Regions from separate parts of the Homo sapiens genome. Here region 2 is linked to region 1. The links are chromatin contacts, found by Hi-C or POLR2A ChIA-PET in ENCODE. All regions are on one chromosome and are shown on one strand. Each heading gives the region's core, a stretch centred on a gene start or an enhancer-like site at or near the end of the contact. The rest is flanking DNA. Distances are from core to core; before and after follow the strand shown. Region 1 overlaps PRKCB (protein kinase C beta). Region 2 overlaps PRKCB (protein kinase C beta).

Evidence for each region. Hi-C counts contacts between places; a loop is a spot of excess contacts on that map. ChIA-PET counts read pairs that join two places held with the same protein, here RNA polymerase II (POLR2A). Pooled maps may share reads with other maps.
Region 2: a map with no recorded cell type shows a loop between it and region 1 (4-fold over the local background). The contact joins two enhancer-like sites. A Hi-C loop is called at or near these places in 1 of 168 maps with a recorded cell type or tissue (GM12878), 11 of 37 single-sample maps with no recorded cell type and 5 of 50 pooled maps. POLR2A ChIA-PET finds 5 or more read pairs at or near these places in 4 of 52 experiments (MCF 10A, activated B cell, activated T-cell and 1 more).

What each region holds. Positions count from the first base shown.
Region 1 is chr16:23,921,225-23,927,978 of GRCh38, forward strand. All of the region lies in intron 2 of PRKCB (protein kinase C beta), which reads left to right. Among named protein-coding and RNA genes, the nearest start is that of PRKCB, 89 kb to the left of the region's middle. Within about 2 kb of position 3,012, at least 3 of the 41 ENCODE cell types and tissues checked have a DNase peak (open chromatin) inside an H3K27ac peak, as active enhancers do; they include GM12878, where a contact is called at or near this core.
Region 2 is chr16:24,008,211-24,014,964 of GRCh38, forward strand. The region is part of intron 3 of PRKCB (protein kinase C beta); the gene reads left to right. Among named protein-coding and RNA genes, the nearest start is that of PRKCB, 180 kb to the left of the region's middle. RefSeq lists a silencer at 2,496-2,545 and enhancers at 6,241-6,360, 6,471-6,540. Within about 2 kb of position 2,426, at least 6 of the 41 ENCODE cell types and tissues checked have a DNase peak (open chromatin) inside an H3K27ac peak, as active enhancers do; they include GM12878, where a contact is called at or near this core.

The sequences.
Region 1 (6,754 bases), core at 1,762-4,261:
GTAGAGGGCTTAAGAAAACCACTCTTGGGCTCTGAGTCTCTCTAGGTCTCAGTTTCCTCATCTTTCAAATGGCAATATTAATAAGACCCACCTCATAGGGATTGTGTGGGGTTTAAATGAGAAAAGACAGGTAAGGTGCTGGTACCTTATAAGTGATTAAGTTGCCATTAAGGTATTGGGGACTTAGTGCTTGTCCTTGAAGAGCTTTCGGTCTCGTGAGGAGACAGCCTGATCGTTATAAACTATTATAGAAAATGGGAAGAAATAAGGGTTGAGGTGTGATAAAGATGTGCTAGGCCAGGCAAGATGGCTCACGTCTGTAATCCCAGCACTTTGGGATTACAGGTGGGCAGATCACTTGAGGCCAGGAGTTCAAGATCAGCCTGACCAACATGGCAAAACCCTGTTTCTACTAAAAATACAAAAGTTAGCTGGGTGTGGCGGCACCCATCTGTCATCCCAGCTACTTGGGAGGCTGAGGCAGGAGAATTGCTTGAATCTGAGAGGCAGAGGTTGCAGTGAGCCAAAATTGCACAACTGTACTCCAGCAAGACTCTGTCAAAAAAAGAAAAAATAAATAAAAAAAGATATGCTATACCCTCATATCACAATAATGCCAGGAAATAGATCATTAATTCTGAACCCTAATTCTTGGGTGGGCATCAAGGCAGGCCTCACAAGAAGAAGGCATTTGAGTTGAATCTTATAGGCTCAGCTGGGTTCCAACAGCAAAGACTTAGGGAAAGGGCAGAGCAGGCAGGGGAACAGTAAGAGCAAAGGCTTGAAGGCATGGAAGTTCATGGGTAATTACTGACTGAGATGTTTGGTGTTATGGTGCATAGAACACTATCGGATGATAATGAAAACATTGAATTCCAGCATGTTTAGAAGGACATTGGCTGATAAAAATGACGTCTTAATAGTTATCTGTGGACAAATTTGTAAATGTAAAAGAGTTGTAGACTCAAATCCTACAGAAATTAGGCAGGAGACCTAAATGAGTGAAGTGGGTGGGTATAAAACAGAGGTGGTGGCAGGAACCCATGTTGAATTGAATAGTGGGTGTTTTGTTTAAAGGGGCACCAGTAGTAATTTTTCCTCTGTTGGAATATGATCCTAGGGCTGCCAGCTCTTCTACTTTTTCAAGAGAAGCCAGAAATCTGGATTTCATGCAAAATTTCTTGTTTTTCTTTTTATTAAAGACATGGTATGGACCAAAAAAAGATGTCTCTAGGCTAGATCTCTGCAACCTCTCATCTATACTCTATTTGCATTTTTAAAGACTATATGCAAATGTTATTTAGCAGAGCTACCTAGTTTTTTTGTGTGATGATAGCATGTGAAAGAGCTATGATACATCTTGGAAATGTCAACTTTGAAATATACAGTGACTGTGTTGGTCACTACAGAATGATCTCTGCAGAAACTTCAGTTACATTTTCTCTAAATGACACCTTTGCTTTGACAACACATTTTCAAAAAGAAAAATAGCAAACTACCCTTCCTCCAGGGCCTTAGCCACAGTAGCTCCTGCCAGCATAACACAATGCTGCACCTTACTGAGGGATCAGGAAATGTGGTTTGATTTATAATTATGGCTTCATGGGTAGAATGGTGGCCAATGTCCACATGAGCCACACTCAGTGGCTAAGATCCAGAGGGCATTTAATTTAGGTAGCCAGTGTTACAGACATAGTTTAGATTTTTGCAGCCTTGACCAATCTTAATAGATCTGTCTGTTCTTTAGAGTTACCTTTTTTTCCTGCCTCCTAGCTACCTACACCTTTTAATGCTAAATGTAGTTAGCTAGTGAATGCTGTTATTTGAATCTTAAAATTTCAGGTTGGGACAGAACCTTAAAATTCATGTATTTCAACCACCCTTTGTATGAGGCAGGAATCTTGGTTATGACAGGTGACAGAAAATTCAAACTAGCTTAATTCAGAAGGGAATTTATTGCCTTTATAAAACCAAAAAGTCCAAGGGTAGCTGCCTTCAGGTATTGTCTGATCCAGGGGTTTGTTATGTTTCCAGGACATGGTTTCCTTTATTCCATCTCTGCTTATGTATTGGCTCCCTTCTCAGATGGAAGAGACTCCCCTCATCAAGGTGAGATGGCTATGGAAGCTCTACTCACATTTCCTCTAGGTTCAAGTCCATGTAGAGAAGAGCACCTCTTTCTCTTGTTATATCTCACAGGCTCTAAATTAGCTACTAGGGCCAGTGAAAAAGCAATGTGCTGATTGACCACCCTTATCTACTCTTGGAGTTCCGGATGGAATTAACACTACCTGAATTATGTGGACCAAGAGTGGGAAAGGAATAGTTCTCCAGAAGGATATTTGGTATTGTTATTAAAATAAGGTTAATTGAATACTCACTGAACCATCTAATGCTTGAATTCCCTTCATAGCACGCCATTGGTGACTGTCCAATCTTCAGTTACTAACATGCTACCCCCAAAATGGTGTGTTTGTGCAGCTCTAATAATGACAGGGTTTCTCCTAATACTGAGATGATATTGGCATCTCCATAGTTCCAGACATTATTTCTGGTCCCAACCATAATCAACCTGTTTTGACACGGGTGAACATGTAAGGGAAGGGATTGCTCATTGTGGTCACAGAAGTAACCTACCCAATAGAAGCACACCAACTTGAAGCATGCTTCCATGATCACTGAGGGAGGAAAATGATTGGCAAGTCTCGTATTGGTCCTTGAAGCGCTCCCTATAAACACTTGTCACTGCCAAGCGTGTATCACTGGCCAAAGCAAGTCACATTGTGATATGATTAGACTTTGTGTCCCCACCCAAATCTCATCTTGAATTGTAATCCCCATAATCCCCATGTGTCTAGGGAGAGAACTGGTGGGAGGTGAATGGATCATAGGGGCAGTTTCTCCCATGCTGTTCTCATGATACTGAGTGAGTTCTCACAAGAGCTGATGGTTTTATAAGGGGCTCCTCCCCCTTCACTCCTCACTCTTCTCTCTCCCGTAGCCATGTGAGAAGGTCCAAGCTTGCTTCCCCTTCGCCTTCTGTCATAATTGTAAGTTTCCTGAGGCCTCCCCAACCATGCGGAACTGTGAGTCATTTAAATCTCTTTCCTCTAGAAATTACCCAGTCTCGGGTAGTATCAAGATAGCAGTGTGAGAACCGACTAATACGCATGGCCATGCCTAACTTCAAAGCGGCTGGGCAAGTATCATATTGCTGTGTACTTGGGAGGAGGGGAGAATCAGAATATTTGATCTGGCGACCACCACACAACTGAACTTCTCTATTTCTGTGTTCTTCTTGTTAACCATCTAGTTTCTGTTTCCTCTTGTGACACATATATTAATTAATTTTTCAATACCCAAACACAAGCCTCTAATATTTATCTTTGTTTAGTTACTTCCTAATAAACTAAGATATCTCTACATCCTGATCCTAAAATTCAAAGGCTCCACGTATACCATGGTGACTAGTTAATTCCAATATATTGCATAGTTGAAAATTGCCAAGAGAGTAGATTTTAAGTGTTCTCACTACGAAAAAATGCATATGTTAAATAGCTTGATTTAGCCATTTCACTATGTATACATGTAGGAAAACATCATGTTGTACACTACAGATGTATACAATTTTTACTTGTCAATTATAAACAACAACAACAAAACTGCAAAGTCTCCTTAGACCCACCCAATCACATGTTGTCTGCTCATTTAATGAGTAAATGCTATATAGGTTCATTCTGGACCTGGGTAAAATGATTTACGGACTGGGACCAAGTGGGAGGACCCTATTTCAATTCATTAGGTAAGGTCTTCCAGGTCAATATTTGACCATTGATTGGCACATCTGGGGTATAGTTATTTAACTGCCTTCTAGTTTACCTCAATATGACCCCTCAGTGGAGGGAAAATGGAGCACAATGACTAGAAGAATGTTGAGAGATGAGGAAAGAGAGAATGGGATGGAAAGAACATAAAATAGGAAAGCATTGACATTGTCACTTCTTGGCTATTTCTTCCTGTAAAATTTTGCCTGGAGTGCCCTACAATGGGGTCCCCATCCTCTGCCCTGATAACATCTTAGTGGATCACTCCTCTCTCCCTTTTCATTCTGCAGGACTTGCCCATTGGGGCTCTTTCAGACCTGACTGGTCATTGGGTATCTGTGGCCATGATAATCACTCTCTTCCTGGACGTGACCCTCCTCTCGTTAACCAGGATGCCTGTGTTCTTAAGGTTGGCCGTTTCCAAGGACAGAGAGCTTGCATCCCATTTCTAGGGGACTGGGGATCCAAGGACTCCATTCTTGACATTGTCTTGTCAGCCTTGAAGTGCCGAAACCCAGCATCCCTGTCTGAGGTCATCCTGTCTCTCTTCCAAACATGAGGACTTCTTAAATTTTTTAAAAAAAGTTTTTACTTGTATAAATTGAGAAGGCACAAGTGCAATTTTGTTACATGGATATGTTATTTAGTGGTAGAATCTGTGCTTTTGGTATGTCCATCACCCAGATAGGGTACCCTGTACTCATTAAGTGATTTCTTATCCTTCACTCCCCCACCCAACCCTTCCAAGAAGGATGACTATTACTCAACAGTCATTCAGTAGCCATTGGAGAATGACTATTATTCCATACTCTGTGTCTATGTGTATTATATAGTTCCCATTTATAACTAAGAATATGCATTATTTGACTTTCTCTTTCTGAGTTTTTTTTTTTTAAGATAATGGCTTTGGGTTCCATCCTGTTGCTGCAAAAGACATGATTTCAGACTGGGCATGGTGGCTCATGCCTGTCATATTAGCACACTGGGAGGCTGACGAAGGAAGATCACTTGAGCCCAGGAGTTTGAAACCAGCCTGAGCAACTTGGTGAGACTCCGGCTCTATAAAAATTAAATTAGCCAGGCATCGTGTTGTGTACCTGTGGTCCCAGTTTCTTGAGAGGCTGAGGCAGGAGGATCTCTTGAGCCCAGGAGTTCAAGGCTGCAGTGAGCTATGATCACACAACTGCCCCCCAGCCTGGGTGACAGAGTGAGACCCTGTTTTAGTCAGGACTTCAAGACCAGCCTTGCCAACATGGTGAAGCCCCATCTCTGCAAAAATACAAAAATTAGCTGGGCATGATGGCGGGTGCCTGTAGTCCCAGCTACTCAGGAGGCCGAGGTGGAAGAATCACTTGAACCCGGGAGGTGGAGGTTGCAGTGAGCCGAGATTGCCCCACTGCACTCCAGCCTGGGCGACAGAGTGAGACTGTTTCAAAAAAAATAAATAATAAATAAATAAATAAAAATAAAATCAAAGGTCTTACTCTTTTTTATGGCTGAGTAGTATTCTATTGTGTGTATGTATATATAGATATACATACATATACCACACACATACGTGTATATATGTATATATATGGTGGTATGTGTGTCTATATACACACAATGATATGTATATTAATATATATGTATATATAAATATATATACATTTTCTTTATCCAGTCATCCATTGATTGATGCTTAAGTTGATTCCATATCTTTGCTATTGTACTGTGATAAACGTATGAGTGCAGGCATCTTTTATATAATAATTTCTTCTTTGGATAGCTGCCCAAAATTCAGGTAAAAGATCTCAGTCTACAAGGCAGCTCCCAAGCTTCAAAAAATTGTCCTGCCAGATTTTTAAAAGCAAGTTTTCTCAAAAGCTTCGATGTATACATTGGTCGATTTATTTATCCATTAAAGTATTTATTGAATACTTCTTACTGCGTATGGTGGTGGTGGTGCTGAGGTGTCTCACAGTGAACACAACAGGCGTAGCCTCTGCTATTACCAAAATTATTGTCTGGTAAAGAATGCAGATGGCTAACCAGGCAGGTGCCTGTACGGTGAGATATGTGCTGTGATGGCTGTAAGCGCATGGTGTGAGCGTAGAGTTGGGTGCTTAATTGAAGGCATCAGGAAGGCTTCCAGGACTAAATGATATCAAAGTCCCACCTTAAGGATGACAGGTTTAACTAAGTAAAGGAGGATGTGGAAAGAAGGGGGAGAGTGCTCCAGGCAGAGGAAATAGTATATACAAAAGCACAAGAGGATTGAAGAACCAAAATCACTTTGGCATGGCTGGAATGAAGGGCATGTTTGTGTATTTTCAGGGTAGGGGATGTGTTTAGGGACAAGCTCAGAGAAAAGGAAGTAAGGAACCCTGTCATAAAGGGCTCATCTGTCCTATGAAAGAGTGTGTACATTTTATTCTGAGAGTACAGAGCCTTTTCTTTTTTCTAAGCATTACATGATTAGATTTGTCTTTTAGAAACCACTCTGGCTGCCGTTAAAAATGAATTTCACAGTGACAAGGCTGGAGGAAGGATCTTGGGTTAGGAGGCGGTGGTAGTAATCTAGGCAGGACTTGAGGACGCCTGAGTGGTGGTGAGGAAGGAGAGAGGTGGATGGAAGATTCAAGAGATATTTAGGGGGTGTTATTGAGAGAACTTAGTGATTGATTTGGCGTGGGAGGAATGAGAAAGTCAGGGATGGCTCCCTGGTTTCTGGCTTGGGTACTAGGTGCGCTGGTGGTGCTTTTGACAGAGATAGAACCATGGGAGGAGGAACATGTTTTGAGGGAAGGCTGTCTCCCTTTTAGACACCTAGTTGGTGTCCAAATGGCACAGACCAGTTGGCGTGTGGATATCTTGGGGCTTAGGGCGTGGATCTGGGCTCAGGGTGGAGATCTGAGCCTTAGCTGCACATCAGTAGTCATTGCAGTCAT
Region 2 (6,754 bases), core at 1,176-3,675, 86 kb after region 1:
GGCCCGTGGGGCTATGCTCTTACCTAGTACCTCAAACTGCCTGGTAGACCTCAACCCTGTGTACCTGCACAAATGGTCCTGAAGCAGGCAGCTTTCTTCCCTGAGAGCTGCCTTTCCAGATATGCACTGCCAAAGGTCTGTGACCCTACAGCCTTGGCCTGATTTGGTCCAGATGCGTGTGGACATCTCTCCCAAACAGGATCAAATTGGCCTCTTCTAGGAGTTTAGAATTTGGAATCAAGGGTGCTGGTTTTAGTCTGGACTGGTCACACAGTTTTTGACAACTGTTTATTGTACGGGAAAAGTGTCCAGCTTGATGAATTCTCACACAGTGAATTTTTCTTTGTAAGCAGAGCCCCAGAAGCCCTTCTTTGCTCCTTCTAATCTCTACACGTCCCTCCCCATCCATCAAAATAACCACTACCAGACCAGCAATCCTTTGGCTGCTTTTCCCCCCACCCCCAGTGATCTATTTTATTTTATTTTGGAAAGAACACGTAACATGAAATCTATCCTCTTAACAAAGTTTTAAGTGTAAAATGCATCATTGTTGATGATGGATGCAGTACGAGACAGCAGATCTCTGGGGCTTATTCATCATGCTTGACTGAAACTTGATGCCCATTGGTAAGTAATTCCCCATTTTGCCCTTCTTCCAGGCTGTAGCCACCACCCTTTCACTCTGATTTTCTATCAATTTGACTATTTTTGTTACTTTACGTAAGTGGAATCATCTAGTATTTGTTTTCCTGTGACTAGTGTTTTTCATTTACCATAATGTCCTCAGGGTTCATCTATGTTGTCTCATTGCAGAACTTCCTTCTTTTTGGGGGGCTGAAAAATATTCCATCATATGCATAAACACATTTTCCTTATCCATTTGTTCGTCAGTGGACACCTAGATTGCTTCCACGTTTAGCTGTTGTGAAGAGTGCTGCAATGAACATGGAACTGCTAACATTTCTTCAGGATGTTAATTTCAATTCTTTTGGGTAAATACCCAGAGGTGAGGGTGCTGAATCATATGGTAGTTCTATTTTTAATGTTTTGAGGAACCTTCACACGGGCTAAGGACTTGAATAGGCAGTTGTCCGAGGAAGACATACAAATGACCAAAAGGCATATGAAAATTTAAAAAGCTAAACATCACTAATCACTAGGCAAATGCAAATCAAAACCACAATGAGATATTATCTCACACTTGTTAGGATGACTATTTTTTTTTTTTTTTTGAGATGGAGTCTTGCTCTGTTGCCCAGGCTGGAGTGCAATGGCGTGATCCTGGCTCACTGCAACCTCCACCTCCCGGGTTCAAGTGATTCTGCTGCCTCAGCCTCCCAGAGTGCTGGGATTACAGGTGGGAGCCACCACGCCCGGCCTATTTTTTTTTTTAAAAAAGACAAGTGTTAGCAAAGATATGGAGAGATTGGAACCCTTGTACACTGTTGGCAGGAATACAAAATGTTGCAGATACTATGGAAAACAGTTTGCCTGCTTTTGAGCACTTAAAAAACAAAACTAGGCTGGGCCCGGTGGCTCACATCTGTAATCCCAGCACTTTGGGAGGCCGAGGTAGGGGGGATCACTTGAGGTCAGGAGTTTGAGACCAGCCTGACCAACATGGCAGAACCCCGTCCCTGCTGAAAATACAAAAACTAGCCTGGCATGATGGTTTTTGTATCTGTAATCCCAGCTACTCAGGAGGCTGAGGCAGGAGAATCGCTTGAGGTTGCGGTGAGCCGAGATCATGCTACTGCACTCCAGCCTGGGTAACAGAGCAAGACTCCATCTCAAACAAAAACCAAAAAACAGAATTATAGAGTAGACCATCTCTTGTGTCTGGCTGGTTTCTTTCATATGTGTGTGTGTGTGGCCACATGATATTGAAAGGACACATAGCATCCTGTTCATCAGGATGTCCAGCTTCAGAGCCAGCAGGGGCCAGGCAGGTGGGTGAATGAGTGACGTGTGTGACCACAGGCATGTCCCATTGGCCCATTGAACACCCTATCTGAAAGGGGCAGCGGCACTCAGCTCCGTTTCCTAATTCCTGCTGTTTAAAGGATGAAGGTCTAAGTTTTCCCATTTTTTTCCAGAGAAATCTGAAATCCCCTAAATTTAGATTTTGACAGAGAATTCAAGAATTACAACTGTGGTGTATTTTAAACACATTTTTGGACTGGATTCCTTCTGTGAACCTCCGGTTTACAACTTCTGCATTCGTAGGTGGGGACTGTCAGTGGAAGGTCTCCCCCACCCCACATCGGAGGGGAGAAGGGAAAATGTAAATTTAGTCAAATGGGCTTTCTTTGGAGAGTAGAGAGTGTGCAATAGTCCAAGGCAGGGAGCTTTAAAAGAATGCAGAAGTCTTTTTTCTCTCTTGGTGTCTGAGCTCTAAATTGGCTGGGACATATCCTTAGTTAGGAGTCAGTGGCTATAGCGCCCCCTGCTGTCCTTTAGCACCCTCTTCGTGTCCAGTGAGATCTGCAGGTGAGCCTGGAAGCCACTTGCTTCTCCTGCAGGTTTTGGGAGGAAGATTCATCATTTTAAATATTGCTCAAGTGCCTGCTGCTGCCAGTGACTTCATAGGCTCCTGTTAGACTCACCTTCACTTATATTTGGTCAATTACCTACTCCCTCAGTCAGACCTTGCCACTCGATTTTTTTTTTCTTTTTGATACAAGGTCTCACTGTGTTGCCTACGAGTGCAATGGTACCATCACGGCTCACTGCAGCCTCTGCTTCCCAGGCTTAAGTGATCCTCCTGCCTCAGTCTCCCAAGTAGCTGGGGCTACAGGCATGTGCCGCTACGCCTGGTTGATTTTTTAATTTTTTTGTAGAGATGGGGTTTCATCATGTTGCCCAGGCTGGTCTCAAACTCTTGGGCTCAAGCAATCCTCCCACCTTGGCCTCCCAAAGTGCTGGGACTACTCAGGCATAAGCCACCATGCCCAGCCACCACTCTATTTTTTTTTAAATTGGAGGTAGGGTAAGAAGGACTGGGCCAGGTCGTCCTTCCCACAATTCCAGTCTCACTGTTTCTATCTATTGAAAAGCATTTCTGGCATTTGCTTGGTACCTTTCCCTGGTTTCTGGGCTGAAATAGATTTTATCCCATTTTTAAACAATTCCTTCTGATACTTTCAGGGGTAGTTTGTGGATGAGAGCAGAGTGAAATGCATAGGCTCAGGTTTGTGGCCTTGCAAGTTAATAAAGAGTGTGGACTTTGGAACTAGCCTGCCTGGGCTCCAATCTTGGCTCTGGTACCTACTAGCTGTGTATCATTGTTTTCATTGTTTTGTTTTGTTTTATTTTGTTTTGTTTGAGACAGGATCTCACTCTGTTGTTGGGGCCAGAGTTCAGTGGTGCAATCATAGCTCACTGCAGCCTCCAATTCCTGGGATCAAGTGATCCTCCCACCTCAGCCTCCTGAGTGGTTAGGACCACAGGCATACACCACCACACCTGGCTAATTTTAAATTTTTTTGTAGAGATGGGGTCTTGCTATGTTGCCCGGATGGGTCTTAGCCTCCCAAAGTGCTGGGATTACAGGCATGAACCATTGTGTCCCACCTTAGCTGTGCACTTTAAATAAGTCACTTGACCTCTCTGTTCCTGTTTCTTCATTTACAAGGTGAAGATGATAATATACTACTTCTTAGGGTGAGTATTAAATAAGTTAACCTATGCAAAGAGGTTAAAACAGTGCCTAGCATATCATAGAAATGTTTGCTTGACCCAGAGGCCTGAACCTGCTTTGCCTTCAGTGTTGGTCTTTAGGTCCTGGCTTCACTCCTTAATGCTGCATCTCAGCCTTTCCTCATGAAACTTTCTGTCTTTGATCCTTTTCACTCCTTAACTGTGAATCTCCCAAATTCCACTGAGCAGTGATCAATTCTTGGGGCATCTTGCTCTGTGTTCCCAGACATTCCTTCACCCTCATTTTCTCTCCATGGCCAAATCCTATAGTGCCTCCTAAATAATTATAGCTGACATGTATGTAGCACCTATCATATGCCACGTGCTGTTCTAAGTGATTGATATATGCTAACTCATTTAATCCTCACCCTATGAGAAAGATGCTTTTTTAACACCTATTTTATAGAGGAGGAAACTGAGGCCCAGAGAAGTGAACTGACTTGCCAGGTCACATAACTAATAAGCAGAGTCTGGATTTGAGTTTGGCTCTAGAGCCTGCTCTTAGCCACCATGTCCCATCCTCACTGAGAGGACCCTTGTTCAACTCCACTAACCCTCTCTGGACAAGTAGCCTCTGGTCCTGTCTCCCTGCTTCCTCTCTGTCTCACTGGCCTACCCTTTCCACACCTTTCTAAAAACCAAATGTGATCATGTCATCCTCTTTGTTGAAAACATGTCAATGGCTTCCCATTGTTCTTGGGACAAAGTAAATACTCTTTGAAGTGGCTGCGAAGCAGGGTGGACATACGTCCTCCTCTGCCAAGCTTGCCTATAAACCAAATTGGTTTGTTCTGTTGTGTCAGCGTACCACAAGGCTGGTGCCCTTGTCATCCTCACAAGAGTCCCTGTTGGAAGATACAGGATATGATTGTCCTACTCATGAGGCCCTGCGTGCTCTGGCGTCAGGGTCCCTCCAGCCTTTGCTTGACCACTCTGAGTACCTTCGTTCACTCCTCTGTTCATCCTGCCACCAGGCATTTGCACATACTTCTCCCTTGGCTGAGATACTCTTCTCTCTCTTCTTCCCTGTGAGTTCAGTGGGTCTCAATTCTAGTTGCATTGTAGAATCTTCTGCAGGGCTTTTTAACTGAATGCAGTGTCTGCACCCATTCCAGACCAACTAAGTCCAAATCTCTGATTGATTCAGAACCTCTCAGTTGCATGCAGGGTTAAGGGCCCTGGTCAACTCACGCTGGTCCTCTAGACTGCAGCTCAAGCATCACTTCCTCAGGGAAGCCCTTCCTGACCTCCCTGACCAGGCCCATTTCCAATATTTTGTACTCAGCACACCACATACCTCTTCTTGCTGTCACATATCTTAGGGACATCTAAATATTAGGTTGGTGCAAAAGTAATTGCGGTTTTTGCTATTGTAAATAATGGTGCAATAGTAATTAGTTAAAAGTAATTAAAAATAATGGCAAAAGCACAGTTACTTCTGCACCAACCTAATATTTACTTACATGGTGACAAAGAACCCAGATTCTGGATAAAAATGAATCACTAGCTGTGTGACCTTGGGCGAGTTACTTAACTTCTCTGTGTCTCAGTTTTCTCCCCTATAAAATAGGAATAGTCAAAAACCTGTTTTACATGGTCGTTGAGGATCAAATTAGTTCATAATATGTAAGGCGCTTGGAACAGTGCCTGGCACATGGTGAGTGCTGTATGTGGTAGCTGTTACTGCACTAGTAATTATTACCCCCTGCTGGGATCTGTAAATCCCTGAAGGTGGGGTTGGCATCCGTTGTTTGATCACTCCACACCTAGGATGCTGCATGAACATAATAGCTCTTCAATACCTGTCTGTTCAGCAGAGTGGCGTCCTAGTGAGGTTCTTGGTAAAAGATGAAAGGTGAGATGTGGAATTGCAAAAAAAAAAAAAAAGTATAGACATCAGAGTTGGCCTGCACAGAATTCACCTTCCTCAGTTAGGGCCCTTGTCTATGCGGGCCTGCTGGTTCAGGGTCATTGTTTCTAGCGGTCATGAGGATCAGAGCCTGCCTGGACTTGCTGTGTGCAGAGTCCCCGGTGCAGATGGCCACCTGGCAGGCATTTGCTCCAGCAGCATCCTTTGCAGGAATGGGAGGCTCCTCTGTAATTCACAAACTCACCGTGTCCTTCTATACAGAGGATCTTTCTGCTCTTCTGAAATGCAGACTTGGGTGTGCTGAGAGCTTCTGTGACAGAGGGTGCTGTCAGGAAGCTGGGCATCCAGGGCTGCACCTGGAAACCAAGCTGGCAGCGGCTTTGCAAGTTGAATAATCTTATGTTGTGATCTTGCATTTACGGGACCCCCCACTTAGCAAAAAGGGGTGCTCAGACCACTTCCCTTAGTTGGCTTACGGCACTGCAGGGGGAGAGGGGTGGGGAGGGGAGGAGATGGGTGTGGTTTTGTGGGTGATGGAGGATTTATTTATAATGTGGGTGTGATCCGTTGCCATGTGACTATTCCCTGAAACTACTGTACACCCTGAGCAATGAATGCACAACCCGGCCTGCACAGGAAGAGGTGGGGCTCACTCTGTGAACAGCCTCCACCAGAACTCGAAGGCCCCCTGGGGAATACCAAGCCTAACCCCTTTGTTTTCAGAAGGAGGAACTGAGACCAGACCATGGCAGTGACTTGCCCAAGATCACAGATGTCATTTTTATTCTAAGCTAACATTTGTCATATGGATACTACATGCCAGTCACTGTGCCAAGCTAAGCATCATCATTGTGATTTCATTAATCTGTACACATCTAGAAAGCAGGCTCATTATATTCAGCAAACACTTGCATAGTGTATATATGATGTGCCAGGCACTGTGCTGAGTCTTTTACAAATATTAATCCATTAAATTCTCATAATCCTATGAGGATTTAGTGTGATTATTATTTCCTTTTATTTATTTATTTAAGACAGAGTCTTGCTCTTGTCACCCAGGCTGGAGTGCAATGGCATGATCTCGGCTCACTGCAACCTCCACCTCCTGGGTTCGAGCAATTCTCCTGCCTCAACTTCCTCCCAAGTAGCTGGGACTACAGGCACCCGCCACCATGCCCAGCTAGC